Linked DNA regions of Mus musculus: regions 1, 2 and 4 are each linked to region 3. The links are chromatin loops, found by intact Hi-C in ENCODE. Cell type or tissue: left cerebral cortex. All regions are shown on one strand. Region 1 has its middle 17 kb from the start of Gm22645. Region 2 overlaps Lmf1 (lipase maturation factor 1). Region 3 holds the start of Sox8 (SRY (sex determining region Y)-box 8). Region 4 holds the start of Gm22645 (a small nuclear RNA gene).

Region 1 (8,000 bases), 110 kb after region 3:
TTTGGAGCCCCGGCAGATGTGGCCATTTTTGACAAGGGTCTCAAGAGACACACCCACTGTCTTGACCAAATGGGCAGCACAGCATAGCTCCGTCACCTCTGGACTTCCCCTCAGCCTTGGTAAGCACTCACCTTCCTGTCTGGGTACTCTGAACCCCACAAGTTCTGTTACCAAGAGTACTATGCAGGTCCAGGCCATCTGCACATGAGCCCACTGCTGTGACAGCACAGACCAGGGACTGCTCCTGGGAAGGTGGCAGGAAGTGCCAAGTTGGAGCCAAGGCCCTGGAGTCACACACAAAGGATGGCTTGTGTGTGTGCCAACCCCTGACACTGATGTGATCAGCATCACCAAGCTCTGTCTCCAAAGGCTGAAGCTACAGTAAGAGTCAGCTCAGTGGATCCCAACTGTCCACAACTTCAAGTGCCCCTCATAGCCTCAGACACTGTACAGTAAGAAACCCAAGCCACTTCAAGCTCAGCAGCCCATTCCCAGTATGCACCCCAAAGACGCAGAGTGGTCCTAGCAGGTGCACACACCTGTCCACAGCAGCCCAAATATGCAAATCACCTAGTGTACTTGAATAACCAAAATGTGATCTATCCTGCAGTGGGCTATGTATATAACTGAGGCTGGCCTGCCTATCTCTGCCTTCATGCTAGGATTGCAGGCATGGTGTACCACCAGCCCAGCTCCTGTACTAGAATATTATTCAGCCTAGAAGAAGAATGAGGCCACCACGACTCATTGGACTGTAGGACATTACAGTTGGTGACAGGAGCCAGATGCAGAAGGCCACAGATCATGAAACTCCACTCATGTCTACAGCTGTCCAAGCAAAGGAAAATCTCCAGGCAGAAAGCAAGCCAGCAGCTGTCTGGGAAAAAAGAGCAACACCACAGGAACCATTTCTTTCCAGGTGTAGAATGTTCTAGGACTGTGTGGTAAGTGTGCATATTGTAACACTTGGCATTAGAGTGCCAGGCTGCCTGCCCCTTGTTTAAGTGACTAACATGGACAAGCAGAGGCATGGGGTAAATGCCCCGCAATCAAGCTTGGGGGGGCAGAGAGCTATCCCTTGCTCTGTAGAGACCAGGGCTAAGCAGGAGAGGCCACCCCTACATCCTGGGTCTGCACCACCTGTGGCCAGCTCACCACTAGCAGACAACAATTAATCATCCTGATGGATGGATAGACAGACAGGAAGGAGCTGGGAAGACCCGGGGCTCCCAGGGGTGTTCTGTCACATGTCAGTGTATGGAGTCCTGATGGAGGCAGGATTTGGGATGTCAAAGGACTTGTGCCCTTTTTAGTTAGCTTCCTCTCTCTCTCTCTCTCTCTCTCTCTCTCTCTCTCTCTCTCTCTCTCTCTTTCTCTCTCTCTCTCTCTCTCTCTCTCTCTCTCTCTCTGGGTCTATCTATCTCTGTCTGTCTGTCTCTGTCTCTGTCTCTATCTGCCCCTCCCTCCAATTCTCCTTCCCTCCGTCCCTCTCTATCTCCTGTGGACCAAGATCTGAGCCCTCAGCTGTTCCTGCCACCATGGCTTTGCTCCACCCTCATAAACTCCAACCCTCTGAAACCGCGGCCCAATTAAATGTTTCATTTTATAAGTTGCCTTGGTCATAATGTTTTGTCAGAGCAAGAAAGAAATAACTAAGGCAAACCCCAATGATACTCTCCTCTGGAAGATTTCCTAAGATGTTTTGGAATGGTTTTTGAGTGTGTGTACCAGAGCCCTGGCTGGCCTTGGACTCACAGAGATCTGCCTGCTTCTGCCTCTGGAGAGAGGGCTGAGATTAAAGGCTTGCACCAATGTGCCCAGTGATTTCCTGAGGTCTTTAAGAGGCACTCAGGAGGCCTCAGCCCACAGCCACAGACACTGGGCTGAGGCGAAGCCACCAACAGCATGCCTTCCAGTTTCATCACAACAGAAAGATTGCTATAAATGCCATAGACCTCAGGTCACATCACACAGCATGACCCACCAGCCCCAGTGCCACTCTGCGTGGAAATTCCTTTAAAACCATTAAATACTTCATAATGAAACCCATTATTTTATTGATAGGCTTGTATTTGTTTCCTTAGATACAGTCCTGTGTATCCCAGACTGACCTGGAAGTGTCCCTGTAGCCAAGGAAGATCTTTAACTCCTAATCCTCCTGCCTTCGCCTACTGAGTGCTGGAATTATCAGAGTGCAGCACTTGTGTGCTATGTACTGGGGACTGAGCTCAGTGCTTCATACAGGCTAAGTGATTTCAACCTGTAGCTATCTGACAAGGAATCTCAATTGAGAAAATGCCTAGATCAGATTGCCCTGGAGGCAGAGAGTAGGGTTGCCTTGATTGTTAATTGATTTAGAGAGCACTGCCCACTGTGGGCAGCACCACTTCCTAGGCAACTAGTCCTGCACTGAGTGCCAGCCAGCCAGCAGCTTCGTTATGGTTCCTGCCATACTTCTTTGTGAAGTGAGTTCTTTGGTGTGGAATAGCAAGCAGGCCTGCCTTAGGTTCTTGTCTTGACTTCCTGGACTTAAGCCTGGAAGTGTAAGATGAATAAACCCTTTCCCTCTCTCTGTTAATTTTGGTCAGGGTGTTTTCTCACAGCAACAGAAAAGTAACTAGGACATTAGGTGAGTATTCTGTCAACAGAGCAGTATCCTGAGTGCATAAAACATTCATTTTGTAGTTCTACGGTTATTATACATCAGTAAAAATGGCAATTAATTTAAACACATAAATAAACCACTAAATAAACTCAGATGGATGCAGAAATACAACTGAAACTGAAGAATTTCTAAAATATAACAATAATACTATCAGAATCTATAAAATTCACTTAAACCATTAAATGCAGAAAAATTCATAGTATTGAACTTTGTTCTTTTAAAAGAAAACAATTTCTTAGCTTACGGAGTTTAGGAGCCCAGGTGTGGGAAAACATACTTATAACGCAAGCAAGGTGCAGAGAGGCGAATGTGAAGAAACCTGGGTACCTGAGACCCTTTCTCAAGCCAACCAACCAACCAACCAACCAACCAATCAACAACCAACCAACCAACAACCAACCACCAAACAACCACCAAACAACCAATCAACAACCAACCAACCAACAACCAACCACCAAACAACCAATCAACAACCAACCAACCAACAAACAAACAACAAACAACCTGAATCACATGGAAGCTGGAGCAGCCCATGGTGGCAAATAGAATACAACATCTCACACAGATCCCATGAGAACATGGGCTTGATCCCAAAAATCCTACTCAGTTTACTAATAAAACATATTAATCGGGGCTGGAGAGATGGCTCAGTGGTTAAGAGCACTGACTGCTCTTCCGAAGGTCCTGAGTTCAATTCCCAGCAATCACATGGTGGTTCACAACCATCTGTAACGAGATTTGGCGCCCTCTTCTGGAGTGTCTGAAGACAGCTACAGTGTACTTACATATAATAAATAAATAAATCTTTAAAAAAGAACTTATTAATCACATTCACTATATCACAGCACTGCCTCCCTAGATATAGAAACGTCAGAGTATAATAGCCACTCCTGATTCAAAACAAAAACAAAACAAAACCAAAAATACAATTGGAGGGGCTGGAGAAATGGCCTAGCAGTTAAGAGCACCTGCTGCCTTTGCTGAGATCCTAAGTTCAGTTCCCAGCACCATGATGACAACAGCCTATAACTCCAGCTCCAGGGGATCTGATGCCCTCTTCTGGCCTCCAAGGGCACCGCACACAGTACATACACAAACACACACATACATGTAAATAAGAATAAGTCTCTGTACATATGAACTGTGTGGAAGATAGGAACTTGGAGGCATGGTGCTGAGAGTGAGGCCCAGGACCTCACAAGTGAGACAGTGCTCTGCTGCTAAAGTCACTTCCTAGTCCTGGTTCTGTTTTCCCCACTGTGTTGTGAGATAGGATCTCATGTATCCCAGGCAGGCCTTGAGCTCCTGTCCTCCACCTCCACCTGAATGGCTTTCAGAACCAAGACCTCCATGTCACTAGTGCTGAGATTACAGGTGTGTGTCACCATGCCTGGCTTCTAGGCAAAAGAGAGAGAGAGAGAGAGAGAGAGAGAGAGAGAGAGAGAGAGAGAGATGACTAGTACAGACAGGATTGATAGCTTCCAGGTCATCAACACTGCCTCAATAAATGAAATCAAGAGGGTGACTGAAGAAGACAGAAGACACCCAGTGGTAACTCTGGCCTTCCTCACCTATATGTAAACATGTACACAAGTACCTGCACACATGTGTGCCCACATATGTGCACACATATACATACATGTTATATACATATATTGTATACACACACATCTATGCAAAGAAAGACATGAAAATCCCCAAGTGAAGCCGTGAGTGCGCACAGGCTGGCTGCAGGTGCAAGGTCACATCTGTACCTCCCGGAAACTAGGCTGCTCATGTATTTCTCGTGTCCACACTGTCTAGTATAGGGTCCCTCTGAGTGGTGGGGTACAACTGAAAATGTGAGGTTGAATTTAATATAATTTACACATATAGCTTTATGATTACACACCGAAGAACTTAGCCCTAGACAACCCCGGCTCAGAGAGGAAGGAATCAAATAAAGGCTGTCATGTGATATCCGAGGAGCAAGACAAGCCGGACAATGCACAGGTCACGTGATTCTGTGAGGATACCCATCCTGAAAGGCATGTCCTCAAAGGTGTTGGGACCCTGAAGGATGCCAGGCCATGGCCATATCTTCTGAGACAGATGAGACCCCCTGCTGGTATAATCTACATTTGGTTCATAACCCAACTATGTGAAATCCTCATGCTATTTTTGTAATGTGTAAGTCTGAGATTGTTATAACATAAAAAACTTAAAAACTGGGCTGGAAAAACCAGGTATGGTGGCACATGCCTTTAATTCCAGCACTTTGGAAGCAGAGACAGGTGGATCTCCATGAGTTTGAGACCAGCTTGGTCTGTGAAGGTAGTTTCAGAATAGTCATGGCTAATTAACAGAGAGAACCCATCTAAAATAAATAAATAAAACTGGGCTGACAAGATAAATCAGAGGGTAAAAGTACTTGGCACCAAGTTTGATGACCTGAGTTCAAATCCTGGGACCCACAACTGCGAGTCATCCTCTGTCTGACACACAGGTGCTATGGCACGTGCACGTGAACACACACAGAAAAGTAACAAATGTGGTTTAACTTTTTTAAGCTGAAAGCTAAAATGAGGAACTGACACTGGCTCATGGTCTGGTGAACCTTCCAGAAACATTGTCCCCAGAGCCCTGGCAGGGCCCTATCTGCGGGCTCACAGGGAGTGGGACCCTGCTGAGCCTGGCCTGCAGACGAGGGCCTCCAGAACTGAGAGAGCATTCATCTGGTTTTGGTTGTTTGGTTTGCTTTTGTTGTGGCAGTAATTGAACCCAGAGCCTCCTGCACGGTAGAAAAGCACTCTGCCACCAAGAGGCTCTCTGGCCCCTTCCTTTTACTTTTTATTTTGAGAGAGACTCCCTTTCAGTTTCCCTAGCTGAACTTGAGTTCACTCTGTAGGCACTCGGGCTATGCCCTGCTCTAAGTGACTCCATATTGTATAAAGCAATGTTTTGTTTGGTTTTGTGTTTGTTTTCAGACTGTGCCTTTCCCTGGAAGGCTCCGTTTTATAAGCAGGTTTTGTTGTTGTTGTTGTTGTTTGTTTGTTTGTTTGTTTGTTGTTTTTTGTGTGGTTTTTGTTTTGTGTGTGTGTGTGTGTGTGTGTGTGTGTGTGTGTGTTTTACTCATTTTAAAAAATGAATTGTGTTTCTCTCCTTGAGTGTGTTTGAGTGCACGGGTACCGTAGCCTGCATGGGAAGGTCGGGAGGCGTGCAGGAGGAGTCGCTCCTCTCCTTCCACCATATGGGTCCTGGGGATTGAACTTGGGTCGTCAGACTCTGTAGCAAGTGTTTCTACCCATGAGCCTTCTCCCCAGCCCTTTACGCCATTTTGAGGAAGAAAGGTGGTTGCAGCCCCTAGGTGGACCCCAAAACTGTCAGGCACCAGTCTCCAGCACAGACTGATGGACTTGGGAACAGAAAAAAGTCACCCTCTAGGCTTATTAAGATGAATAGAGACTATAGGGGCAGGGGGTGTATTTGAAAATCACATCCCAGAAACCCTAGAACTTATCAGACACACCAAGCCAGGAACAGGGTGGGAAGCAGGGTATCACCTGCTACCCTCGGTACCAGAATTTTCACTCTGCAGCACACATGCACACAGATCCATGTCAGGATGCTCAAAAGTGGTGAAGACCAAAGACTGAGATGGTATGGCCCACACCAACTGTTCCTCAAGGACTGACAAGTCGAAGACCCTCCTACTGTCCCTGGAGCAGCTCAGCTAGTGCCCTGCTGCTGCTTGCCTGCCATCCACCTTTTGGGCTTCTTGACCTGGTTCAGCCTGTCACCCCACAGCTGAATGGCACAGCTTTACTCTCAAATCCCACTTCCAACAATGTCCGCAGCAGCACCCCTGCGACGCTGGTCTGGTTCATCAGTACAACCCTCTCTCGGTCCACTGCTACAACCTTATGAACTCTGCTGTGGCCTCTTTAATTCGCACACATATGTGCACAGATACATAGATGTGTTTACTGTGTGCTGTGTGATGTGAGCGGTAGCTGCTGGTGGACCCCACTGTTCTAATTAAGATTAGAATTAAAGAACCCACAGTATCCAGGCCTGGGTTATGCAGGTACGTGAGGTTATGTGACAAATTGCTGTCATCAAACTGCTGAGTGAACTTGTTATACGATAAATTCTGCTATCACAGAAAGACACAACACGTTCATCTCAGGACAGTGGGCTAGCCTGCCCCAGCTTCCCAACAGCTGGGATGACAGGTGTGTGCAGCCAGACCGTTGTTTAAGCTTCCAGTTCACAGTATTCTAGGAGAGGAGACCTTAAAAATTAACACAGACAAACACAGAGCCTAAGTCCTAGGAGGGTGCTAGTACAAACCGAGGTCTGTGAGCCAAGCCTGCCCAGGTCTAAGTCTTGCTTAGACCAAGCACTGACTGCCATCTCCTTCGGTCCAAAGGATGGGGGGTGGGGGGGGAGGGCTAGGAGCTCTTCCCAAATCCACCCAGGCTTGAAGCCACCTCTGCTTGTTAAATGCAAATGAGACTCTTTCAAATGCTGATGAGGGCACACAGGAGGCCCCCAGAAAGGAAAGGAAAGAAAGGGGCTGCCGAAGAGAGCCCAGAGGATGCAGAAGAGACAGCCAGACAGGAAACTCCGAAGGAAAAGACTGAGTTGCCACTGCACATCTGTGTGCAAAGTACATCGGGGCATGCTGAAGGCGGATTGAACCTCACCAACCACGGGCTCCACAGACCACAATGTTGACCTATAGTACTTTGAACAGTATCTGCGTGCTGGCGTGCTCCTGGGAGGACTTCTAGCAACCCCACTTGGTACAAACAGCATCGCTTGCTAGAAGGTCTAGCAGAATTGTCTTAACAGCCAGGAAGTACCTCATGCTCACCCAAGGGCCTCAGCAGGGAGCAAATGAATGGTCTCAGAGCCCTACCTCCCAGTGGCAGGTGCAGAAGCAAGTGCCAGGCTGTCACAGGGCATCACCTGCTAGCATAAATACCAGAATTTTTCACTCTGTGGCACACATACACACAGGTGTACATGTCCACCGACATGCAACGTGCATGCACACACTCAGACACACAACAGCGTTCAGTACCCACCACACAGGAATCATCATCTCCTCTGTCTTTATACAAAAAGCCTTGCTCCAGGGAATCTGGCAATTTTAGTGCCCTAATTCCCAGATAAATAAACTGGACCGTGGGCTGAGATTGTGTTGTGGGGAGCCAGGTTTCCAGTGTGGCCACTGTTCATAGAGCAGAGTACAGGACAATAACACAGCCCTGCCCTTCCCTGCTTCTTGACATCCCATTCTAGAGTCCAGTAGATGGAGAGCAAGGTACACTCACCAAGGTTGTTAGCC
Region 2 (8,000 bases), 52 kb after region 3:
ACGTGCTCCACACGCCTCTCTTCCTGGAGAGCCAGCCCTGCTGTGAGCTTTACCTGTAGAAGTGCTGCGGGCCCATGAGGGTAGAGACGAGACAGAGAGCGTAACTCTGGTAAATAGCAAGTGAAAGGAGCCATCAGGTCGGGGCGGAGGGGCTGTCCTTACCCCTGGCCTTGCTTCTGGGCTGCGTCTCTGCAGTGTGTCCTGAGTTGGCACCAGTCTCTACTCAGTTCCTGTCTCTCTGCTGTTCTTAAACACTTTGTGCTGCCAGGTTTTTATTTATATATATATGTAATTTTAAAATTAGCATATATTTGCCGTATAATAGAACAGGTCCCATCGTGACATTTCCATTTAGGCACATAACATGCTAGTTCTGATACTATTTGCTTTATGTTTGCTTCATATTTTAGAAGTTAAGAATTTACTGCTCTGCCAGACCTGACAGCATATGCTGTTAACCCCAGCACTTTGGAGGCAGAAGCTGGTAGATGTCTGAGCTTGAGGCCAGCCTGGTCTATATACAGTGAGACCCTGTCTCAAAACAACCACAAAGAATTTAGGACTCGTGATTTTCATGGAACAAAATGTAAGCTAAACAATCGGTTCTGTATGCAGTGAGAACGACTGCTGATCCTGGCTGCGGGGGTTTTATATAGTTTTTCCTGGAAGGAGGGTTAAGGCTCAGAATCTGCAATGATGTAAGGATTAGAATTCTGTGTCTCATGCCAAGGTGATCCCAACCCACAGGCTGTAGAGAACAGTGGTGAGGCCCTACACGACCAGTTTTGACTCAACTTCCTGCTTGTTAGTAGACACAGCCTTGACCAATGCCCAAGTGCATGTGCGTGTGTATGTGTGTGCATGCATATCTATGTGTCCACGAGTACATACTGCATGTGTGTGCATGTTTGTGTGTGCGTGTTTGTGCGTCCACGTGTGTGTGTTTGTGTGTGCATGCCTGTGAGACTCCCCCCCCCCCAGCTCTGTGTTTGTCCCTAGCGCCCCTCGCACAGGTCGTGCCCTCTGGTGCTCCCCACTCTCACACAGGAAACTGCAGCATCTGAAGTGAAGACAGAAACCTGCAGGGTCAATAGCTTCCAGGTCAGAATTGAGCAGTAGCCAGCGCGTGACCAAAGACTTCCTGAGAAAGCATCCCCCACCCCCGGGTCAGCACGTGTGTCTGAAAGGCTGCTGTGGGGTCACCTGGGATGCCACAAAAGCTTTAGGCCTGCAGATTTGACAGCTCAGACGAGACAGACAGATCCATTGACAAACACAGCCACCAAAACCAAGTCAAAGAAAGCAGGAAACCTGGATAGTTTTGTGTCTGCTAAAGAAATTGAATTAGAAATCGACAGAAGAAAAACTATTCCAGAAAGAATCTGTACCCCAGATGGCTTCACTGGTGAGCTTTGTCAGACATTTCAGGAGGAAATAGCAGCAGTCCTCCACTGATGCCTTAGAAAATACTGGAGGAGGAATGGTCCCCAAGTGCCTCTGACAGCCAGCACAGCAGCGACCCTAAAGCTCATGAAGATATGACATGCAGAGATGAAGGTCAGAGCCCAGGACCTCCACAAAGACGCAGGAACCCTTAAAGGAGTGATCAGTGAAATCTTGGCTAAAAAAGCACGGGGACGGCAAGGCTGTGGGGTCACCTGGGATGCCACAAAAGCTTTAGGCTTGCAGATTTGACAGCTCAGACGAGACAGACAGATCCATTGACAAACACAGCCACCAAAACCAAGTCAAAGAAAGCAGCTTTCTTTGAAAATCAGCTCATGTCATCTGCTACAGTCACAAAATAGAGACAAAGAGCCATCTTCTTATCACAGCAGATTAAAAAAAATTTTTTTTCAATACACAATTCCAGCTTGCCTGTAGCCCAAGCACCTGGGAGGCTGAAGCCTAGGGTGTATACAGAGCCCCTGCCAAAAGGAGAGGGAGAGGGAGAGAGAGAAGGAGAGAGAAGAGAAAAGAGAAGAGAGGGGAGGGGAGGGGAGGGGAGGGGAGGGGAGGGGGAGGGGAGAAGAAGAAGAGAAGAGAAGAGAAGAGAAGAGAAGAGAAGAGAAGAGAAGAGAAGAGAAGAAAGAGAGGAGACCTGTGGCACATGCCTTTAATCGCAGCACTCAGGAATCCAATCTCTGAGTTTGAGGCCAGCCTGGTCTACAGAGGGAGTTCCATCAAAGCCAGGGCTACACAGGGAAACCCTGTCTCAAAAACAAACAAACAAGTATAAGAGTACAATGAGATCAGAGACCACTCCTCCAGAGTGTATTGGAAATCTAGTTTGGAAAACAAGAAGTTAAGTTGTAATCCATAGATATGACTGCGCTTAGAAAAACCGGTGACTGCTGAGTGTGATGGTGCCCACCTAGAATCTCCACACTCAGAAGGTAGAGGTGAATCAAGACTCCAAGGGCATCTTCAGTGTGTGTAGCCCAAGGGCATCTTCAGTGTGTGTGGCCCAAGACCAACATTGGCAGTGTGACACCCTGTCACCATCTCCCCTCAACCCCCTGGGAGGAAGGACAAAACAAGGGAAGGGGGAGGGAGAGAAGGGCATAGAGGAATCTAAAAAGCAACTATTAAGATGAACATGAGGTTTTAGGATGCAAGGTTAACATCATATATATTTTTAAGATGTATTTTTATTTTATATATGTGGGTGTTTTGCCTGCATGTGTGTGTGTGTGTGTGTGTGTGCAGTGTGTATGTGCAGTGTTGGAGGAGGCCAGAAGAGGGCATCATATCCCAGAACTAGAGTTACAGATGGCTGTTAGCCATCATGTGGGTGCCGAGAATTGAACCCCTGTCTCCTGGAAAAGCAGCCAGTGCTCTTAACCACCAAGCCATCTCTCCAGCCCAGTGTTTCATAAACTGTTAACAAGCCATTACACAATAAAAAATTGGGAGTGTTATCTATTGCATCAAAGCCCCTCAAAAGCCTTACAGTAAATTAATTTAAGGATATCTAAGTCCTAAAAGCTATACAATGTAGCTGAAAGGAATTTCAAAGACTATGAATGAAGAAACAGACCATGTTCGTGGATCAGAAAGATTCAATATTGCATCCGGCTTGCCCAATTTTACCTACAGATTCAAGGCAGTTAGCATCAAACTCCCAATGGCCTGTTAGGGAAACTAGCCGATTCTGAATTGAGTATGAAAATACAGAGGATCTTTTTAAAAAGAACAGAATTAGAGGGCTATGCTAATCTTAGACCTCACCTTAAAGCTGAAGTGTCGTTGCAATCTAAGGTGGAAAACCTGCGTCAGAGGAAGAGCAGAGTCCAGGAGCAGGCTGCATCCTCTGCTCCTCATGGGGACCCATCCAGAGCACTGATGTGGTGGGGATGCCAAGCCACTGGACAGTGCTGGAGGGGTCGCATAGAGCCACTGAGAAGGACATTGAGAGGTTATACTTCATGGGGTTTTTTGTTGTTGTTGTTGTTTTTGTTTGTTTTTTGGTTTTTTGAGACAGGGTTTCTCTGTGTAGCCCTGGCTGTCCTGGAACTCACTTTGTAGACCAGGCTGGCCTCAAACCCAGAAATCCGTCTGCCTCTGCCTCCCAAGTGCTGGGATTAAAGGCGTGTGCCACCACCGCCCGGCTTGACTTCATTGATTTAAAGACCCCTGGAAATGTGAATATGCAAACCACAGACTGGGGAAACATTTGTGGCATTCAGTTTTGATATACAACATGTAGAGCATACATTGTAACCATAGAAACAAGGGTAAAAGAATGTGTTTTCTTTGCAAAGGTGGGAGTGTGGGGAAACCAAGAAAGAGATCATACTTTTCAGAAAGAATAAAAGCAATGTGACAATATCTGCCACTAGGGACCTGTGACACAAATACCTGTGTCAGGGGATATGTGTAGCTGCCCTTGGACAGCCATGCTGCCCCCTAGGAATGTGTCCTCTAGGCTGCAGGTATCCCGTAGTTTTGCCCAGAATGGCCAGATGCTGGAGACCTCCATGTGTCAGTCATTTAGGAACCAATGGCCACATTATTACAGAGCAAAGTAACACACAAGGAAAGGTAGCTGTGTGGTTACCACCCAAATCTATAGTCACAGACAGGGAGCTCCTGGGGCACATGTCCCTTCAAGGGACTTCCCTGGTCAGGCGGGATCATTGAGCTGAACTGTGATGGACTTGTCATTGGTAGGACATAGAACTAACCAGAAAGGAAGCAGAGAAATTGTTGTGGGGATGGAAATGCCCAGTCAGACTTCCAAATTCCTGGCAGCAACCTGTGTCAGAAGTCAGACACATATAGTGTGCACATCTGTTCCATGTAAAACCATAGTAAGCCTTCTGTCAGAGCAGGTAACAAGCCTGCTCGTTGTACACAGGATGCTTCAAGATGGGCCACAGCAACTACATGCCTTGCATGGTGAGTGAGTCTATAACCCTGTGTGTCCAGAGAGCAGGAAAAGGACTTGTGGTGGCCACTGGGGAGAGGACTTGGGCAGGACTCAAGATCAGCTGTGTCTGAATGAAGTAGCCAGGCAGGTGTTGCCTTGAGAGTTGTCATGGCTCTTGCCCTCTAGCAGCATCTAAAGAAGTCTCATGCCACTTAGGACTTGGGGCCATAGAGGACCTCTCAGAGCCAAGACAACTCAGCAAAGAGCAGAGGTGACCAGAGAAGACCTGCGCAGTGAGTGGGAGAGGAAGCAATCAAGTGACTCCGAGAACTGAGTGGGAGATACACTCTGGGAGGAAAGAGCCGGCTGATAAGTTTGGCCATAGAGCAGCTCCTGCTGGAGAAACAAGAGATGGCCCCAGGGCTGCCTGCAATGTGTCCAGAATGTTCTAAACCTCGCCCAGCCTGACTCAAGAGCTTACTCAGCAGCTGCCACAAAAAGCCAGCAGGTCCCAGGAGTGGACAGCAGTCATGGAGACACCCAAAAGCACCCAGTCAGCTCTGGGTGATGCCTGTCCCTTCCTAGACAGAGTATAGCCTGGGCTAAGTGGTATGCCTGCAGATGATGTTCATGGGCTGAGGTGAGGCCAGATGTGCAGCACACAGAGAACCCCTGAGATGTTTCCTCGTGGGACATTTTTCACGTGGAAGGAAATCTGTTTCTGCTCGTGCCCCATTCTGAGCAGGGCCACTCAGTCAGCCCGCAGCTCCAGGTTGTTAGGAGGTGGGGTCCCCAGGACAGCTGCAAAGCCAAGTCTCTGTTAGCTGGGAGGCTGGCTGTGCTTACGTCACAGCCCAGGGACTGTTCTGAACGGGATGAACCAGGATAATTTTAAAAGCAGTTTCCATGTTAGCATGCACCGCCCCCCAGGATGCTTCAGGAGATGATGCTCAGGCCACGGAAGTGTGGGCTCGTGGGCGGCTCTCAACAGTTAGCAAGCAGGGTGGAGACATTGGTAGCAGGGAAGGGCGGCTGCTGAGGAACCAAGACAAAAACAGGCTTTGAAGTTGCCGGACCCTTTTCTCGGAGTTGGAGTGCCACTGGTAAAATCGTATTAAATATAATGAAATAAATGCTGGAATGCAGAGTGCCTGTGAAGACAGAACGGAACGGATGTCCCTACCATTTCCCTCGTCCTGGGCATCCTAACTCAGAAATGAGAGCAATCATTCTAATTGGCTTTATTGCATTAGCGTGGGCAGAGCTAGAGAAAGGGGGCTTTCTTCCTGCCTGCCCATCAGCCCCCAGGACACTCAGAAGGGCTGACCTCTGACTCTGCTCAGAGACATCACGGGAATCTTTGGACCTCATGCCTGCTGTGTCATGACCTTTGATCCCCAATTGCAGACCTCTCGTATAGCTGTCCCAGACTGGGCCCTGGCAGCCTCTTTGGATCCCCATTCAACAGCTGTTTGTCTCACACAGCCCATGACCCTCAGAGGCTTAAAGAAAGCATCACAGCCCAGCACAGCTGAGGGCTTTTCAGAACCCTCTCATCCGTTCTTGGTAGCCCATCAAAAGTTATTATGCATAGGTGCTGAGGTCCTTTTCAAGGGACGTAGCGCAAAAGCCTTACAGCTCTGCTTATCTCTCTTCTCAAGTGCCTTTGTTGCATCCGGCTGTGTCCTCCATGTGCACGTGTACAGACTGTGTGGATGCAGGCAGCAGGACACCACCGCATCACGTTGCTTGACAACAAGGAGACAGTGCATCAGACCTGTCCAGAGCCATCGGGAAGACTAGTGAATCTGCAGGGATTAGCAGCTAAAAGAGGCCCGGAGCTTCTAGAAGGAAAACCGATGCTTTTACAAAGAGGCAGATTGTTCTAAGTATTTATGCAGCATACGCTGTAGTAGAAATTGCTGCTGCTTTCACACACATCTCCCAGTTAACCTCTTAGACCAGGAGTCAGTTTGAGGCATGTAGTGGTGGTGTTTTGGTGAAACCATACTGTAAGACCTTGGGTGTCCAGGGCTCGGTGGACTCTGGCTCCAGCCTGAGCTAGCCATGTCAGGGTAGCTCTAGTCCTGTGGACAGGAGGTGCTTCTGTCGTTTTGAACCAGATCTTAGCTGAAGGTTCTCAAAATGTAAAACCCCAGATTCTGCCTAGCTCTGTGCTACCCTGAGCTTTGCTAAACCAAGGCTTTTTAACACACCTGTCTCCACCATCTAGGGACTATGCTGGGCCCATCTGCCATACCCATTCCCACACACATATGCACGAGCAACCTGTTAGCACGTGGCTGTTTGCTTGGAGGCTGCATTTTCTCGGTTCTTGGGCGAACAGATGGACCTTCCCTAACGCTTGTGGGAGTTCCTTTCCAGCCTGGAAGTGCTGGGTGGTCATCATGCCCCAGGTCCCGCTGACTCCAGATCATCTCAGGGCACACTGAGCAGTGCTTGCAAGTGAAAAGCTCTGTCCTGGAAGTGCAGAGCCAGGGCATCTTCATTAGAGGTCCCCACACCATCCGCACTCTCAGTGTCACAGAGGGCTTCCCACAACTGAGCCGGTCTTTCAGAGCAGTGCCATCTCTTCGTAGCAGCATTTCATGTGTTGGTAGAGCTGAGCCAGGAGAGGGCTGTAGCCTGGAGTTCAGTCAATAACACGCTGTGTTCGCGAGTGCCACTGGTCCACTCCACAAGGATGGGGGACCATGGGCTGTGCCCTCTGCTTGGAAACAAGTGGGCCTTAGGAAGCTGTAGAGCCTTACTTACATCACATAAGACAGGGGTTACAATTGGATAGGCAGCAGTCGCTCCAACACTAACGTGTGCCGTGTACCCCCGACAGCTTGCAGAGCTCTTGGGCATTCCCATCAGGAATTCAGCTCTGGCAAGAGAGGAGCAGCCCCACCTTATACCATTCCTGCAAATGCCAACATAGCTTTAGACCCCATCAAGCCTTGAGGGGGGGTACAAAGGGACCTCAGCCCCTTTCAGGCCACAGGCGTGCTATGCCAAGCCAGAGGGTAGGCATCCAAAGCAGACTCGTGGCATGGCTTTTCCTGTATGTGGTTTCCTTTGCCCGTCGGGAGTTTTTTAAGAAGCAGAAATTGCAGTCGGGAGCTGCTGGACAGGAACATTCATCCCCACTCATTGTGAGCCCAAGGTATCAGCCTGGAACATTCCAGCATCATGACGTTCTCCTTCCCAGGCTTTAGAGCAAGAGGGTCGTAGGAGACTGAAGGTCACTCTGCTCCCTTTAGGTCTGCCATGCTAAGGCCCGTCTGTGCCATTTTTTTTTTACCCTAAATTAATTTTGGGCTGAAAAAAGGCTCAAAGAAGGCTTTGTTCCTCTGACACTCTGAAAGAAAGACCCGTGGGAAGTCTGACATCTGCAGCAGGAGCGAGCGGCTGGGAGTGGCTCCAACGCCCTCCGCTCCTGAAGAATGCTTCAGGTTCCTAAGTGTCTCATCTCAGCTCTGAGTTTGAGTGACATTTTAATTATTTTGTTTTTTTCTTCTTTTCCTGGTGTGAATCTCCAAAGAGTCCCTCTCAGGCTCTGAGGGGTACAGAGCACTGTGCAGCTCATGGACATGATAAGGGTTAGTCCTGATGGTGCAGTTCA
Region 3 (8,000 bases):
AAAGAGATGCTTAGGGATTCTGAGCCACCTCCCTCCTGCCCTTTACAGAGCAAGCTTCCCCACTTTAATTTTGTCTTAAATTCTACTCTCTGCACAAATTACTTCATTAATTAAAGATAAAATAACAACAGAACATAAATACGTCTTCAACACCTTTCAAAAAAACAAACATGTTTAAGCCTTAAAATAAAAAATAACAAAAAATAAAAATAGACACAGAAAGTGTTCATCTCAGCCAAGCCTTGCTGGGAAGAACGGTGGTAATGAGAAACCCCTCAATCTCACATTGGTCCCAAGAGAGTCCCCGGGTTGGATGTATCCTCGAGCATCCACAGATGTCCTTTCATGCTTTCACCGTGGGAACAGCATCCATTGGTCCCAGGGAGGTCTTGGGTAGGCTGATAAGGACATGAAGCCCATTCTCTCCTTTGTCCTTAGGCATAACTATCTTCTTATCTACTGAGATGCAAAACTCGGGAGCTGGTGTACACTTATCCAAACCGGAGAGCAACGGAATGCCTGTTTTGGAAACCACCAGTCACCTCAGAGAAAGAAGAGGGGGAAAAGAGAGCTCTGTCCCCTGGCAGAAGTTTGGATATCCAGAAGCAAAGGGACACAGGATGACAAAGCCTGGCTTCCTGCACATTCAGCAGGCACTTGACGGAGTAAGGCCGTGCTGGCTGCCTCCAACCTCTACCGAGTACACTCCGGAAGAACTCAAAGATCTGGCTAGACTTCCTGGATGCAGCAGCCTCAGGGTCGGGTCAGGGTGGTGTACACAGGCTGGTCCCAGTTGCTGCTGGGGCTGTGTGCGGGTGGCATAGAGAGCCCATTGAGCAGTGGCGAGGCATAGGGCCGACGGGATGAATGGAAGTAAGGGTATTGGTAGAGGCTGGGAGGGTAGCCAGGGTAGGGGCTGTAGTAGTTGGAAGCCTGCAGGTCAGTGTAATCACACTGTGCGCTGGCGAAGGAGCTGGCAGCCGTGGCAGAGGCAGCTGTGGTGACGCTGGCCTGGGCACTGTAAGAGCCATAGTCAGCACGGCCAGGTGAGCCATGTGACTGGTCGTTGTAGTGGCTAGGACTCAGCTGCTCCGTCTTGATCTGTGGCCGAAGGGGTCCTGCCTCTGTGGGCGAAGCTGAAGCCGAGGGAGCTCCCTTGTGGGCCCACACAGGGGATGCCCCTATGCCGGTTGCCCCGGAGTGCGAGTAGGAAGCGCCTCCATAGGAGCCAGAGGCAGTGGCCTGGCTGGGCTCTGTGGGCAGGGCTGAGTGGCCATTGAGGGGCAAGTACTGGTCAAATTCATGGACATCGAAGGTATCCATGTTACTGATAACCTCGCTGCTGAGCTCGGAGATGTCCACATTGCTGAAGTCGATGTTCTGGCGCCCGCTGTCCACTAGGCGGCGCCCTTCCAGCCTTAGCTCTTGCTTGCTTCCATTGCTCGCCTGGTGCAGGTCCGTCTTGGGGGTAGTGGGTGGGGTGGGTGGCCCATGGGTCTGGCCTGAGGAAGAAAGTATATTGCAAGGATGAATGCTCCTTCTGTGGGACCAGGGTGGAGCTGGTGGGTGACACCAGGAACCCTGGTAACTGCCACAGGTACAAATCAACGGCTTTTTGTTTCCTTACCTTCCCAGAAATTCCTGCAAACTCAGACCTAGCCCTCACTTACTGGCTGAGAAAATTCCGTTTGGCACTGTGCTGTGGGAAGACCCAAGGCTCCTCCCTGAAGACCTGGGTGGGGGGATGGAAGGTGGCCAGCCGGCCCCACCAGAACTAGCATTAATGGGGCACTTTTGGAATGCTTGGCCCTGGGCACTGGACCAAGGCGAACCCACACAACCCCGTTCTTTCCCCACCACAGCCCAGTAAACGGAAGCTCACAGCCGGCCTGCCTCCAGCTTCACTTCGGCTGCTTAGCTGCTGGGACCCCACCCACCAGCCTGATTCTGAGGCTGGGGCTATTGACCCACGCTGTTGTTACTGTAGAGTGGAGGCAGATTGTGAGTAAGTCCCGGTGACGGTAGACATCTCCAGAGTGCTAGATGGAGCTAGGCAGCTCCCTCCTTTTGTACATAAGAAATAGCTACATCCAGAGGTTTTTTTTTTTTTTTTTTTTTTTTTTTTTTTACAAGGGATCGGGGAAGACCCAGCCCTCCTCAGACTGCCAACCATGGAGGGAAGACCTACCCACACTCCAGATCAGTCCTGCTATTGCCCGTCCCCCATGCTAAGGGTCCTGGAGCCCACCTGTGTGGTGGTCACTGTGATGGTGTGCCTCGCCGAGCACTGCATCAGCTTTGTACATGGGACCACCAGGGTGGTGGCCCAGTTCAGTACCAGAGTCTGAGTCGCTCCGGCCAGTCTTCACACTCTTCCTTCGCCTTGGCTGGTATTTGTAATCTGGGTGGTCTTTCTTGTGCTGCACACGGAGCCTCTCGGCCTCCTCCACAAACGGCCTCTTCTCGCTTTCACTCAGCAAGCTACAGAAAACACAGTAGAGCGAGGATGCCCACGGAGCTCCAGACTTGCCAAGGACCTAGGCAGCGCCAGCAAACACTGCTGCCTGCAGTCAGACAGTTGGAGCACAGGATAGGGTGCTGGAGAGCTCAGGATACCCTCCAAGGGGTAACCTGCCCTCCTGCTGAGAACTCCGACACCAGTGGGGCAGAGCCCAACAGTGTGGTCTAAGGACCAAGACCCCAATTCTCCATCTTTCCCGAAGTCCCCCTTTCCAGCACTATTTGCTCATCCAGTCACCCACCACTGCTACCACCGCCGCCGCTACCACCACCACCACCAATCTCTCTCAAGAAAGACAACAGGACCCAGTGAAAACTATACTTCGACAAAGGCAAGGAAGGCTTTCTGGAAACCAGCCATCCCAAGTTGCCAGGAGTGATGGAGAAACTCCGGGAGATTGTCCTCAGAGCACACACACACACACCCTGAGAATCTCTCGACCTTGAACCTCAACTTGCCGGCCAAGCTGAGAGGGCAAGACAACCTGGCTGTCCTGCTCAGCCCAGTATCACTACTACACACTGTTTCAAACTCGAATAGAGGCAGCTTGGGAGGTGGGACTGTGCAGCTGTCTTCAATAATGCCTGCCTTTCTCAGGCCAAAGTGCTCATTGAGCCTGTCACTTTCACCTGCTCTTTCCTTCCCCAATTCCAGGTTCCTGTGGCCTGGGAGCAGTACCTGCCAGAGGACTTGGACTCCTCATGGACCCCGGAGTCCCAGCTTCTGCCCAGGACAAAGCAGCTTGATGCCTACCCAATATGCCTACAGGCCGTGGTGGCCACTCGATGCTAGGATCCCCAGTTCTGCAGTTCTCAGCAGGATATCCCAGGAGAGGAGAAAGGACTGGAGGGTCACACTCCAGGCACTGGCCTCCGTCCATCTCCAAAGTCCCACACCTGGTGTCTCTGTTGACCAGACCCACCCTGGAACCAGCCCAGGAGCACAGCCCAAGCTGGGGCACGAAGTCACTCCTTTCCTCAGCCTGAGTGTCAAGAGTCCCCACACTCACCGCCACAGCTTGCCTAGGGTCTTGCTGAGCTCTGCGTTATGGAGATGCGGGTACTGGTCCGCCAGCTTGCGGCGCGCCGCCTGTGCCCACACCATGAAGGCATTCATGGGCCGCTTCACGTGTGGCTTGGCCTTGAGCGTGCCGCCACCGCCGCCGCGCACAGGCATAGGCACCAGACTCCAGTCATAACCCTTAAGCACCTGCGACACGGCATCACGGATGCAGGCTGGGAAGCGTTCGTCTGCTGCCTCAGCAGTATCCCCTCGGCCGCCGCCCCCCGCGCGGCCCAGGCCCTCTGATCCCGCGGGCGACGGTGGCGCGTCGGAGTCCGAATCCTCCACGTGTGACATGGAGCTAGCGGTGCCAGACGGGCTGCAGGGAGGCTGGGCGCGGGCCTCACTCATGTCCAGCATCGGGGCCACGCGCGGAGGGGCACTCAGTGGGGATGGACGCAGGGGTCGCGCCCGGTCACTCTGTGGAAGGACACTCTAGAATCCAAGGTTGCCACGCAGGACCCAATCTTTGTCCTCACCGCAGGGGCCCAGCAGCAGCTCCTCCGCCGCAGTAGCTCAGTCTCAGTTCTGGGACCCGCAACAAGTTTCTTTAAGCCGTGGTCGAAACCCCGCCCCTCCCGGTCCGGGTTGGCAGGTCCTCCCCAGGCGGAGCTTGTATGCCCCGCCCCGAATCCAAAGAAGCCTTGCGACCCCGCTCCACCCTCCGTACCACGTGGGCCAGGCGCCCCGCAGCCTGATCCCTCGGCTGAGGCGGGGTCAGAGGGCTAAGGGTGACTGACTGCCCAGTGCATGGATCTCAGCAGCACGGCTTGACTTTCGGGCGGCAGGCAAGGATGCTAATCCACAAGGTTCCTGAGTCCAACATCCCTCCCTCCAATGTGGGGCTCGAATCCGCTATTGCAACCAAACCCGGGTTCTGCCCGCAGGGTGGCGCAATGACAAGAGCCACCAGGTGACCCTGGTAACTCCCGCACCTAGGTGAGCTGGAGGACCCCGGGGCTAGACAGAGGTGGGAGGGCGGGGGCGCTGGGCGGGGCTGCTCTGGCAGTGACTGCTGAGTCCCTGAGGGCGGTCAGGCGGATGGAGGGGCCGGACGCGGGGGCTCGGGTCCTTCCGGGTATGACCTGTGGTGGGGGCGCGGAGGCCCTGGCGGGCGGGCCTGGGTGGTCTGGCGGAGGCGGAAACCACGCTGGGCCGCTTCTCCTCAGCGCCTAGAGAGAAGGCGGAGAGTGCTCAGGGTCGGAGAGGGGACGTTTCTCCCGAGGCGAGAGCCAAGCCTGACTCCGAACCGCGCCCGAGGTCGCCCCCGCGACTTGCCTCCCAGCCCGGAGGTCTCCAAGTGCAGCTAGGAGTCTCTCGCCAAACTCAAAGGAGGCGATGTACCTGCCACCCTAAGCTTGTCTGGGTGGCATAGAGCTGTGGCTCTCGAGAGCTCGGTAACCCTAAAGGAAGCCACCTGTTTCCCAAGCCCGTGGAGGCGGCTGCAGGGAAGAACTGTGGTCTCTAATAATCTCCATCTCCACCCAAGCCGTGAGTGGTGCCCTAACCTTCAGGTCTGGGATCCCAGCCTCCAATCAGACTTTCCCTGCAGACCTGGAAAAGGCCAGTCCTGTGCAGTGTGGCCTTAGGGCATCTACAGCTCTGGACAGAGGGAGAAGGTCCAAGTCCCTGCTTCCTGCTGAGGGGACGGCTAAGGAAGAGAAACTACCTTAATGGTGACCTTATTCTATTCTAGTTCTCTCTCTCTCTCTCTCTCTCTCTCTCTCTCTCTCTCTCTCTCTCTCTCCTCTCTGTCTCCCTCCCTCTTCCCTCTCTGTCTGTCTCTCTCTCTCTCTCTCACTGTGTGTGTGTGTGTGTGTGTGTGTGTGTGTGTGTGTTGTGTCGATGGAGAGCTAGCTGCCATTGCCTGCTGAACTCTCTCCATATTTTAACCATTACCTGCCAAGAAAGGCCCTTCCCTGCACATCTGCAGTGGCAATCCTTTCCCTTGGGGATCCCTCCACTCAGGGTCCCACCTCTTGGAAAGAAGCTGTCTTAGAGGCATAAAGAACCCTGCTAGCTAGTGCACCATCCATCCCAGCAAAAGAAGGCTTAGCGGCAGAGTTGAGAACGGAGACCAGGCCTACATCCTCTCAGGACCTGACCCCTAAGGTCTCAGGTCCCAACCCTCTGAGCCTCCATGGACCCATGCTGTCAGACCAGCAGGCCTTAACAGAGACCTCCACGTTTCTAAGAAAGCACAAACCTGAGTTTGTATTGGGCATTCCAGGTTCTCTGGGCAGCTCTTCCTGGTCCTCACCCATTGTGGATATACTCACGTCTGATCCCCAGACTGCTCGGACGATGGAAGAAAGGAGGTGGCTCTACCTACAGTTTGTATCTTCCTGTCACTTGGGCTGTTGTGACCCCCTCCCCACCCAGCACCCCCGGACAGGGCCCTGGCGGACCCTGGTGTAGTCAGCCCTTGTTATACAGGTATAGACCACTATGGGTTGTCAGGAGCTCATCCAGCTCCGCTCTGTACAAGCACTGACACGCAAGGGGTGCCCTGAGCTCTTCCAGGCTCTGTGCTCAGAATTGAGCCCAGTACAATCTGTGGGCACACAGTTAGTGCTCCAAGCCCATGCCAGGCTCATTGTTGGATCATCTTAAAAGACCAGTACACCCTCCAGGTCTTTAGACTCCTTTCAAGCCAATTGGTTCACATCCTCAGCCACCAGAGAGACCCTGAGCTGTAGCTGCTAGAAAGAACGTTATTCAGGGTGGGCTCATATCTTCTCTAGGACTGATCAAATACAGCATCATGTCAGGGCCTCCTAGGACCAAATCATCAGGACACTGCTTCATGGTCTCAGACCTGGAGTTCCTAGTATTGAGGGCAGGGAAAGAGCTAGTCCTTTCTCAAGATGCACCCAGTAGGGTAGGAGACTTTTAGAAGGATGTGATGGTTTAGCTGTGATCTGAAGCCTGCTGCTACTATAAAAGGAGAAAACAATAGTCCCTGTAGGCAGCATCATATGCAAAAGGCCCTGAAGTCCCGGACAGCGCAGGGTATTTAATAACACAGGAATCTACAGATCTTTAAAAACGTGAGTGGAAGCTATTGAAACTGCCTCTCTGTTTTACCTTGTGGGACATCGGACCTTGTCCAGGTGTGGACCAGTTCCTCCTTCTCTCTCTTTTTTCTTCCTGCCCCCACCTGCCTCCTTGGCTGCTGCTAGTTTTACCCAGGTCTAAATGACTTTTCCCTACGCCTGGGCTTCCCCATCGTCACGTGGGCTTTGCAGTTCTAGAGTGAAGATATCATTGCCTGAACTCTGTTCAGGTGCCCATTCCTGGACCAGTCTTGGAGCCTGGGAAAAGTAATGGAGTGGGCCTGTGAACCTGAGGTTGGCTTGTGTGCCCTCAGCCTTGGCCTGCTTCTCCCTCTTCCCCTGCATCCAGAGCTGTATGTCAGGCAGTTGGCAGGGCATCCCTGCATAGCCGTGGAGATTTTTAATTGCGGGCCTAAAAGAGACAAATGTGGAGGTGGTGAAGGGTGAACTCAGAGCAGAGCTCCTGTAGACTGCTGCCCTGACCACTGGGTTCCAAGAGGCCATGGGTCCTCCTAGGGATTGGACAGTTGGCGCTTTTAAAGTCTACTTGTCAATCCCAGAAGGCTGGCCTCCCAGTAACATGCTTGGGGCATTGGGCCAAGCACACTGCCTCCCACCCCCGTGGTAATCTGGAGGTCTCAGGGATACTGTTAGAATTGTCTGCAGTGGAAGCTGCAGTTGGGATCAGAGCTAGTCCCTCAATAGAATTGTCATCGATAGGGTGTCGCTATCCACCCCTCACTGCTGCTTCGTGCTCCATCCCTCAGACCTACAGGAGCAGTTTTTCTGCAGCACCACATCTGTAGCCCTGCATGCCGCTGGCTCCAGTGTTGTGTGTGTGGTCATGCTCCATCCAGCCCAGCAGCAACTTTGGTGTTTGACACCCCTCGGGAGGCACCGCTTTGGAAGAGACTGGTAACAGCAGGGTGGGACCGGCTACTTAGCTGTTCTCAGTCTGAAAGGATTCTGGAAAGGGGCTCTATTTAACCCAAGCACTGGAGTCCAACACAGCCTCTGCCGTGTGACAGGTGTGTGCGGAGCCCAAGATGTGTTGGGAACAGCTATCGTTTCTACTGCTTTGTCCCATGCCTCTGGAGCTCCTGGGTTCCTGAACTTCAAGCTGGGCCCCATCCTTCACCCTATCAGGGCCCTGGGTGGAGCTGACTTCCAACAGTATACAGTGGGTCTTGGTACTTCCTCCTTGGCATTCGACAGTTGGTGTTTTTGAAGTCAGAGCCATCCTCAGTAGGCTCCTAGGGGATCGTAAGCGGCTTTCTCTGGGTGGAAACCTACTCCATGCAGCCTTCAGCAAAGGTACCAGCATCTGTCACTGGGATGGGGAAGTCCGGTGATCGTGTCAG
Region 4 (8,000 bases), 130 kb after region 3:
CATGTCATCCTTGCGCAGGGGCCATGCTAATCTTCTCTGTATCGTTCCAATTTTAGTATATGTGCTGCCGAAGCGAGCACTACATTTTATTTCTTGTTTTTCTTTTGTTTATGGTGTGTGGGGTGGAACACAGGGTTCATGGCAGACATGCACACTACACGGGAGCACTAGGGACAAGCTGGAGCAAAAAGCTGAGTGTACGCGCGCGCGCGCGCACACACACACACACACACACACACACACACACACACACACACACGCCTGGACAGGGTCTCTGCTCCCTTGAGACAGTCACAGGAGGAGTCTAAGGCCAGCCAGTGTTGAGCATCACCTGGCCTCCTGCCCTCCTTGGAGCAAATGGGACACAGACTCTGAGATGGGAAGTAGCTTTCTTTCTTTCTTCCTTTCTTCCTTTCTTTCTATTTACTTATTTATATGTTTGTTTGTTTATTATATGTAAGTATACTGTAGCTGTCTTCAGACACTCCAGAAGATGGCATCAGATTTCATTAAGATGGTTATGAGCCACCATGTGGTTGCTGGGATTTGAACTCAGGACCTTTGGGAGAGCAGTCGGTGCTCTTAACCACTGAGCCATCTCTCCAGCCCCCTGGAAGTAGCTTTCTATGTCACTCCTGTTGTCCAGCTCTCCTGGGGACTCCAAACCCCTCCTCCTCACTAAGCCAAGATGCCTGGAGACCAGGCTGCTCTGAGGAACTCAGAAAGCCCACATACTTCATTACCAAAGAGAGAGCTTAATGATAAGTAAAGAAAAATGCAGAATACACCCAGTCGATGATATTCCTTCAAATGGGGGGAGGGCTGCTTGGGGGGTTTTAATCTTTGAGGTTTGTTGTTCTTGGTTTTCTTCGTTTTGTTTGAGAGAGATTGGATCAAGTAGCCCAGGCTACCCTCTACCTTGCTATGTAGCTGAGGATGACCTTGAACTTTGATCCTTTTGCCTCCATCTCTCCAGTGCTGGTGGAGTTACAGATAGATACATCCTGCTCTCTGTTGGTGATGGTGGCTTGGTTTTCTTGTTTTGGTTTGTTTGCTTGTTGTTTTTAATTACATTTACTGTGTGTGTATGACAGGGGTGTGCACAGGTATGTGTGGAGTCCAGAGCACAACTTTTGAAAGCACAACAAAGCCCTGCCTTGTGTGTCCCAGGGATCAAACTCAGGTCATTAGCCTTGGCAGCAAATGCTCACACACTGAGCTGGCTCACTGGCTCCGGGCTTGGTGTGGTTTTTATCAAATTGATTGATTGATGATTGATTGTGAAATGTGCATGTGTTTGTTTGTTTGTTTGTTTGTTTGTTTGTTTGTTTTGAGACAGGGTCTTGGTATGAATACCCAGAATAGTCTGAGTCAGCATCCTCCTGCCTCAGCCTCAAGTGCCAGACTCACAGATGTCCTCCTGCCTCAGCCTCAAGTGCCAGACTCACATCACAAATGTGCATCACCATATCCAACAACTTCTCTGATTTTCTAATAAAGGAATTCTGAGGATACGAGCTGAACCCCCAGAACACTACCGTGATCTAAATGAGGCTGACGTGGCCAGTGTTCACTCTGCAGACATCTATACACAAACACAGAAGGGTGGCCCACAGCCACAAAAACACCCTAAGTCCAATTCTAAAGAATGTCCCCTCTGGAAGACACTGGGCAGTGGACAATGCGTTCTCTTGTGCTGGTCTTCACAATGTCAAATAAACCTAACAATGAGCTCAGTAAAAATCTTGTTTGGGAGTAAATAAATACATAAATAAGGCTGGAGATACGGCTCAGTGTATAAAAACTCTTGCAGAGGACCTGAGTTCGATTCCCAGCACCCATGTGAGTGGTTCAAAACTGCATGAAACTTCAGATCCAGGAGATCACTCACACACACACACACACACACACACACTTTTTAATTTTTTTTAATTAAGAAAAGAAAGAAGGGGGCTGGTGAGATGGCTCAGTGGGTAAGAGCACCCGACTGCTTTTCCAAAGGTCTGGAGTTCAAATCCCAGCAACCACGTGGTGGCTCACAACCATCTTGTAACAAGATCTGACTCCCTCTTCTGGAGTGTCTGAAGACAGCTGCAGTGTACTTACATATAATAAATGAATAAATCTTAAAAAAAAAAAAGAAAAAGAAGGAAGAAGGGGAGGGTGCCAGTCCAACCAGTGGGACAGAGGTCAAATGAGGATTGTGTCCCAAGGACTTGATGCCCTGGATAGCCCAGGGCTCCAGGGGTCTTGTTTCTCTGTGCCACAGCCTAGCACAGCCAGCCAGGCAGACACAACAGCTGGCCTGCCACATGGACCAAAAAATGAGGAACAGGTGTGGAGGGGAGGAGACACTGGGCTTCTTCCCTGGAGCTCAAAACTGAGGACATGAGCACCTAAGCTGAGTCTTAACTCCTGTAGGACAGTCACAGGAGAAATCCAAGGCCACACAGTTTTGAACAGCCACCTGGCTTCCTGCTCCACTCAGAGCAAAGGGCACACAGTCTGTGTGGTACGGATGGAGTTACTTTCTATATCACTTCTGTTGCTTCACTCTCCTGAGGGCTCCACTCCTCCCTCAGCCCATGCTGGGGCTGCTCAGCTCTCCTCCCATCCCCCTCCCCTCTGGAAACAAGAACCTTCCGGTTCTCAATAGGGGAGGGCAAAGGGTCCCTGAATCCAGAGAGAAACCTGACAAAACCTGCTGGGGTCCTCCTCAAGAGAAGCCCTGCAGGAGCTTGATTACTGACAGTTGAGCGGTGTCCTGGGTGGGACCTGAGGTGGAGGAATGGCACTGGATAGCATCTGAGGGGATGTGACGAGGAACCCACGTAGCTTATAAAGATGCCCAGGGTCAGGGTCCAATCACTCCAGCAAGAAACAGGAGAGCAACATTGAACCTGAATAGCTAACCCAAGTTTTCTGTAAATCAGATGCTGTTAAGGAGGAAGAAGAAGAGAAGGAAAGAGGAGGAAAGGAGGAAGAGGAGGAAGAAGAGGAGGAAGAAAAGGAGGAGGGAGGAGGAGTCCTCTAAGGCTGGAGCTGCCATTCTCTGGTAAATGCCTTTATTGCACAAGCAAGACCCTGAGTTCATCCCCAGCACAGGGGACTATTAATTTTTTGGTGTTAGGGATGTTACCCAAGGTCTTGCTAATGCCAGCTTTTAATTCTTTCCTGAGCAACAGGATTCTCTATCATCATACCAGCACAGACTGTCCATACCACAACATGGAAAGACAATCTCTTGTTATGGGCTGGTTGAGTCCCGGGGAGCCAAGGACAGAGCTCCCAACTGGGCCCCTACCTACAGATGCCTCTAAGGAGTTTTCTGGCACCGTATCCTGGGGTCCAAAGACCTGGGCTCTGCAAGACAGAGAATGAGCAAACACACCTTTAATCCCAGCACTCAGTAGACAGAGGCAGGTGATCTCTGAGTTCAAAGCCAGCCAGGTCTACAGAGTGAGTTCTAGAACAACAAGGACTACACAGAGAAACCCTGTTTGGAAAAATGCAAAACTGAACAAAAACAATACAAAGAAAGTAGAGGAGGAGGAGGAGGAGGAGGAAGAAGAGAAGGAGGAAGAGGAGGGGCCAAGTATGCTCGCTTGCAGCCATGCTGATTACAAACAGAATTCTCTAAGCTAGTCTCACCCAAGGAATATTTAGTAACATCCTACCCCTCTGTCCTCAACCAAGAGGACTGAGACGATAGGCCGGGGAGGTAGTTTAGTGGTTAAACTCTTACCGCTCTTCCAGAGGACCCAAGTTCAGTTTCCCATGCCCACCTCAGTTGGCTCACAACTTTAGCTCCGGGAAAACTGATGCTGTCTTCTGGCCTCCTTAGGCACCTGCATGCATGTACATCTAACTTTATCCAGGTGCGCGAGCGCTCGTGCACACACACACACACACACACACACACACACACACACACACACAGATTTAAAATGTAAACAAGCACACAAACAAAAATAAAACATGTTAAAAAGTGGGGGCTTGTGAGGGGGGGCACAAGCTTATTGCCAGGCACGCAGGAAGGATCTCTGACGTCAATTCTCAGTTGTGCCTGGCTGTCGCAGAGACCTTTCAGGAAGATCTTCCAGAGGCCCAGAAAGAACAGGTAGTCTCTGTCCTTGAGGGTGTTAATGGAATGTTCCAGAAGTTTCATGACTACAGAGAAGCAAAGAGAAAAAGTTCTATACAAACCAAGTGTGGCCCGTTTCCCAGAGAAGCTTTTAAGTAAACATCACTGTTTTTGTTAGAATGTTATGCTACTGTCCAAGTTGCTATTTTAAAGAGATATTTTAAAAACATTCCTTTCCATTTCTAATAGACTGAATACTCACCAAAACTACCCACATGTCAAACATTCACAAGTTTTAGGATTATGAAGGAGTCCTGAGACCAGACTTTGTGAGGCGTAGGACCACACTATAAGGCTTCCAGAGCATTCGGAACTGGGAGTGTTAATCAATGGGTCTGAAGCGCCATCTAGTGGCCATGGTAAATGCAAACGAGTACAGAGCCTGGGTCATCAAAGAGATTCAAACACCAGCCCCTAGGTCAGAGACCACACCAGCTGCACAGCAAGGTATCCACTGGGCACTGCCAGTACCTAAAGCTGGTCTTCCAATGTGACTTCCCCTTCTATGCCACGGGATCCTAAGCAGCCTCCGTGTCTCCACCAGAAGATGCCTCCAGCCGTCCTCTGATGCGGAATCTTCAGGCTGAACGGAGTTCCTTAGGAACAGAACCACCCATGTAAGAGCCATTGTCGATCCCAATGGTAGAACTGTGGGTGTCTCCATTCTGTGTGCTTATTTCTTGCTTTGGGGGTCTTTCTGGATGGTCTGCCTCTCTGAGACTTCTCTGACAGGTCTGGGGCTGTTTGGTGTCTACAGTTTTTTCCAGCATATCCTCATATCTCTTCTCATCATGTATTAGCTCCTTGTGCTTCTCCCCTCTCCGGCCCTTGCACCGGCACCAGCTCTGGGCATCTTGCCCATGTAGAGCATCTCTTCTTTCCACATCTTTGGTCCATCCTTCTCATCTCCCCCACTGTGGTCAGCTTTACTCATCTCCTACTCTCAAACCTATGGCAATGTGGAAATCAGAGACAGTCTCATTGCGAGTGTGTGCCTGCTGCTGTGTCTTAGATGCTCTTGCCCCTATACCTCCCTGGGACTTGAAAACACAATGTTTCAAGGTTGCCTTCACCTTTCTCCTTGGCTGGAAATTACCCATGTGCTGGCATGAGGGCTATCCTCAAGTATGGCTGCCTCCAATGTCAGGGTATATTTGATTATTCTTTTCTGTGTCTTCTGGGCTAAGTGGAGTGGGATCTCAGGTAGAGACAGTTGAAGATTACCTTAGATCAACCTCAAGGTGTTGCTAGATCAACAGCAGATGACCTGGGCTAGTTCAGTTTGGATATGCAGTACATCCCCCACCCCACCTCACCCCACCCCCGTCCAAAGGCTCAGCTTTTGAAGATATTGTCCCCAGTGCAACGTCCAGAGGTAGAGTTTTTGAGGGAGCAACTGAATTGTGAGGGCTCTGACCCTTAATGCTTTCAAGGATTTGTAATTTGATGGCATTCTTGAAAGGGGCCTCAGTACAGGAAGTGGATCACTAAATGTGTGACTTTAAAGGGTATATCTGATTCCACAGCATGTATTCTTTCTCTCTGCTTCTTGGGTAGCTCACTCCACCACGTGCTCCCAACGGTGTTCCTGACCATGGTCCTCGGCAGCTCACTCCACCACGTGCTCCCCACTGTGCTCCCGACCATGGTCCTCGGCAGCTCACTCCACCACGTGCTCCCCACTGTGCTCCCGACCATGGTCCTCGGCAGCTCACTCCACCACGTGCTCCCAACTGTGCTCCAGACCATGGTCCTCGGCAGCTCACTCCACCACGTGCTCCCCACTGTGCTCCCGACCATGATCCTCGGCAGCTCACTCCATCACGTGCTCCCCACTGTGCTCCCCACCATGGTCTTCTGCAGCTCACTCCACCACGTGTTCCCAACTGTGCTCCCCACCATGGTCTTCTGCAGCTCACTCCACCACGTGCTCCCAACTGTGTTCCTGACCATGGTCCTCGGCAGCTCACTCCACCACGTGCTCCCCACTGTGCTCCCGAACATGATCCTCGGCAGCTCACTCCATCACGTGCTCCTCAGTGTGCTCCCCACCATGGTCTTCTGCAGCTCACTCCACCGCGTGCTCCATAGTGCTCCCGACCATGGTCCTCGGCAGCTCACTCCACCACGTGCTCCCAACTGTGCTCCCCACCATGGTCCTCTGCTGCTCACTCCACCACGTGTTCCATATCGTGATCCTCTGCCTCAACACAAGCCCACAGCAATGGTGCAAATGACTAGACAGAAACTTCTGAAATCATGCACCCAAACAAACATGTTCTCCTTTTAAATCACTACACCCACAAAAGCCCCAATCTGGAGGAATGGAGGCTGGTGATGTAGACAGGCAGTTTGTCTTAGTCGGGATTTCTACTGTTGTGACTGAACATTATAACCAAAAGCAGCTTGGGAGGAAAGAGGTCTCTTACATTCTCATTACATTCTCTTACATTTCCACAGCAGGGTTCACCTTGGAAGGAAGTCAGGACAGGAACTCGGAGGCAGGAGTTGCTGCAGAGACCAGTAAGGGTGCTGCTTACTGTATTGCTTTTCATGGCTAGTTCAGTCTGCTTTCTTATGCACCCCAGGATCACCAGCCCAGAGATGGCACCACCACAATGGGCTGGGCCCTCCAACATTAATCACTAATTAAGAAAGCACGCCATAGGCTTAGCTACAACCCAGTCTTATGGAGGCATCTTCTCATTTGAGGTTCCCTCTTCTCCCATGATTCTAGTGTATGTCAAGTTGACATAAAACTAGCCAGCACACAAGTTTACTACCAGTGCCTGAGGCTGAACCCCCAGTGTAGCCCCGCTGCCTCCCTTCACCGCTTCTGGACTCATTCTCGTGACACAGAGAGTATCCCCATTTCAGGAACCACCTGAGGATGGAACCAGCCTGTAGCACTTGCGGACACTCTCAGAAACAAGTTTCTTGGGCTGGAGAGATGGCTCAGAGGTTGAGAACACGAACTGAGTTCAATTCCCAGCAACCACATGGTGTCTCACGACCATCTATAATGAGATCTGGCGCCCTCTTCTGGCATGCAGGCACATGTGCAGGCAGATACTATGTACATAATAAATAAATCTGAAAGAAAGAGGGAGGGAGGGAGGGGAAGAAAGAAAGAGGGTTTTTGTGAGCCCCATATGCACAAACTCTGAGCCCCGCTGTGGGAACTCTTACAGAAGGATTCAGGACTACCAGCCTTTCATCACCATCTTTATAGAACCAAAGGCACCTGGCCCTGACCTCCCATGGCTCATCAAGGCTTGCCTTAGGTTCTACGAGGGGTCGGTACATTCTGGGTTTTTTTAGGGTTTTTTGAGACAGGGTTTCTCTGTGTAGCCCTGGCTGTCCTGGAACTCACTCTGTAGACCAGGCTGGCCTCGAACTCAGAAATTCACCTGCCTCTGCCTCCCAAGTGCTGGGATTAAAGGCGTGTGCCACCTCGCCTGGCTACATTCTGTTTTTATATTTGAGCATTATCTACAACTTCTGAACAACAGAAAAATCCCATTCTGAACCATGAAACCTCTAATCCAACAGTGTTGTGTACACTAATATCATTTATCTGTTTATTTTGCATGTGTGTGTACAGCATGCATGCACAGGTACATACGTGTGGGTGTACATGCATGTGTGTGGAGGCTAGGCATCAACTTGGGTGTTGTTCCTCAGGAGCCAGCTGCTTTAGTTTTGGAGACAGACTCTAGGACCTGAGGGTCCCCGAGTAGGCTAGACTGAGCAGCCAGTCGGCTCCAGGGATCCACCTGACTCTCCCTCCCCAGTACTCGGATTACAAACACACACTATATAAATTAGTCACGTTCTCTAGAGGAACAGAACTTAT

What was found. A loop is a pair of places that touch in the nucleus more often than their neighbours do. Peaks named below come from ENCODE experiments on the same cell type or tissue, not always from the same donor. Only the 100,000 strongest peaks of a DNase experiment are listed, where the experiment ranks them.
Region 1: a loop joins it to region 3, with 2.2 times the contacts of the local background. A loop is called at or near these places in 2 of 42 quality-filtered maps.
Region 2: a loop joins it to region 3, with 2.8 times the contacts of the local background. A loop is called at or near these places in 4 of 42 quality-filtered maps.
Region 4: it touches region 3 in a loop (5-fold over the local background); 20 of 42 quality-filtered maps call a loop at or near these places.

Annotation. Positions count from the first base shown.
Region 1 is chr17:25,672,886-25,680,885 of GRCm38, forward strand. No RefSeq gene overlaps it. Among named protein-coding and RNA genes, the nearest start is that of Gm22645, 17 kb to the right of the region's middle. In left cerebral cortex, no CTCF peak of the experiment used is centred here; a DNase peak (open chromatin) is centred at 272.
Region 2 is chr17:25,618,814-25,626,813 of GRCm38, forward strand. The region is part of intron 4 of Lmf1 (lipase maturation factor 1); the gene reads left to right. Among named protein-coding and RNA genes, the nearest start is that of Lmf1, 44 kb to the left of the region's middle. In left cerebral cortex, CTCF peaks have their summits at 2,741 (motif pointing right), 3,856 and 4,769; DNase peaks (open chromatin) are centred at 632, 1,426, 3,744, 4,800 and 5 more places; H3K4me3 peaks cover 253 bases; H3K27ac peaks cover 6,839 bases.
Region 3 is chr17:25,566,580-25,574,579 of GRCm38, forward strand. It overlaps Sox8 (SRY (sex determining region Y)-box 8), which reads right to left and starts at 4,107. Exons shown (of 3, transcript NM_011447.3): 1 at 3,531-4,107; 2 at 2,249-2,481; 3 at 1-1,502. The coding sequence starts at 3,943. The coding sequence ends at 754. Cerox1 (cytoplasmic endogenous regulator of oxidative phosphorylation 1) reads left to right here and starts at 4,232. Exons shown (of 2, transcript NR_045176.1): 1 at 4,232-4,522; 2 at 7,407-8,000. In left cerebral cortex, CTCF peaks have their summits at 1,396 (motif pointing right), 1,602 and 4,440; DNase peaks (open chromatin) are centred at 881, 1,399, 1,835, 2,521 and 4 more places; H3K4me3 peaks cover 5,944 bases; H3K27ac peaks cover 5,921 bases.
Region 4 is chr17:25,694,141-25,702,140 of GRCm38, forward strand. It overlaps Gm22645 (a small nuclear RNA gene), which reads right to left and starts at 80; the gene lies at 1-80. In left cerebral cortex, CTCF peaks have their summits at 4,498 (motif pointing left) and 7,183 (motif pointing left); DNase peaks (open chromatin) are centred at 4,486 and 6,446.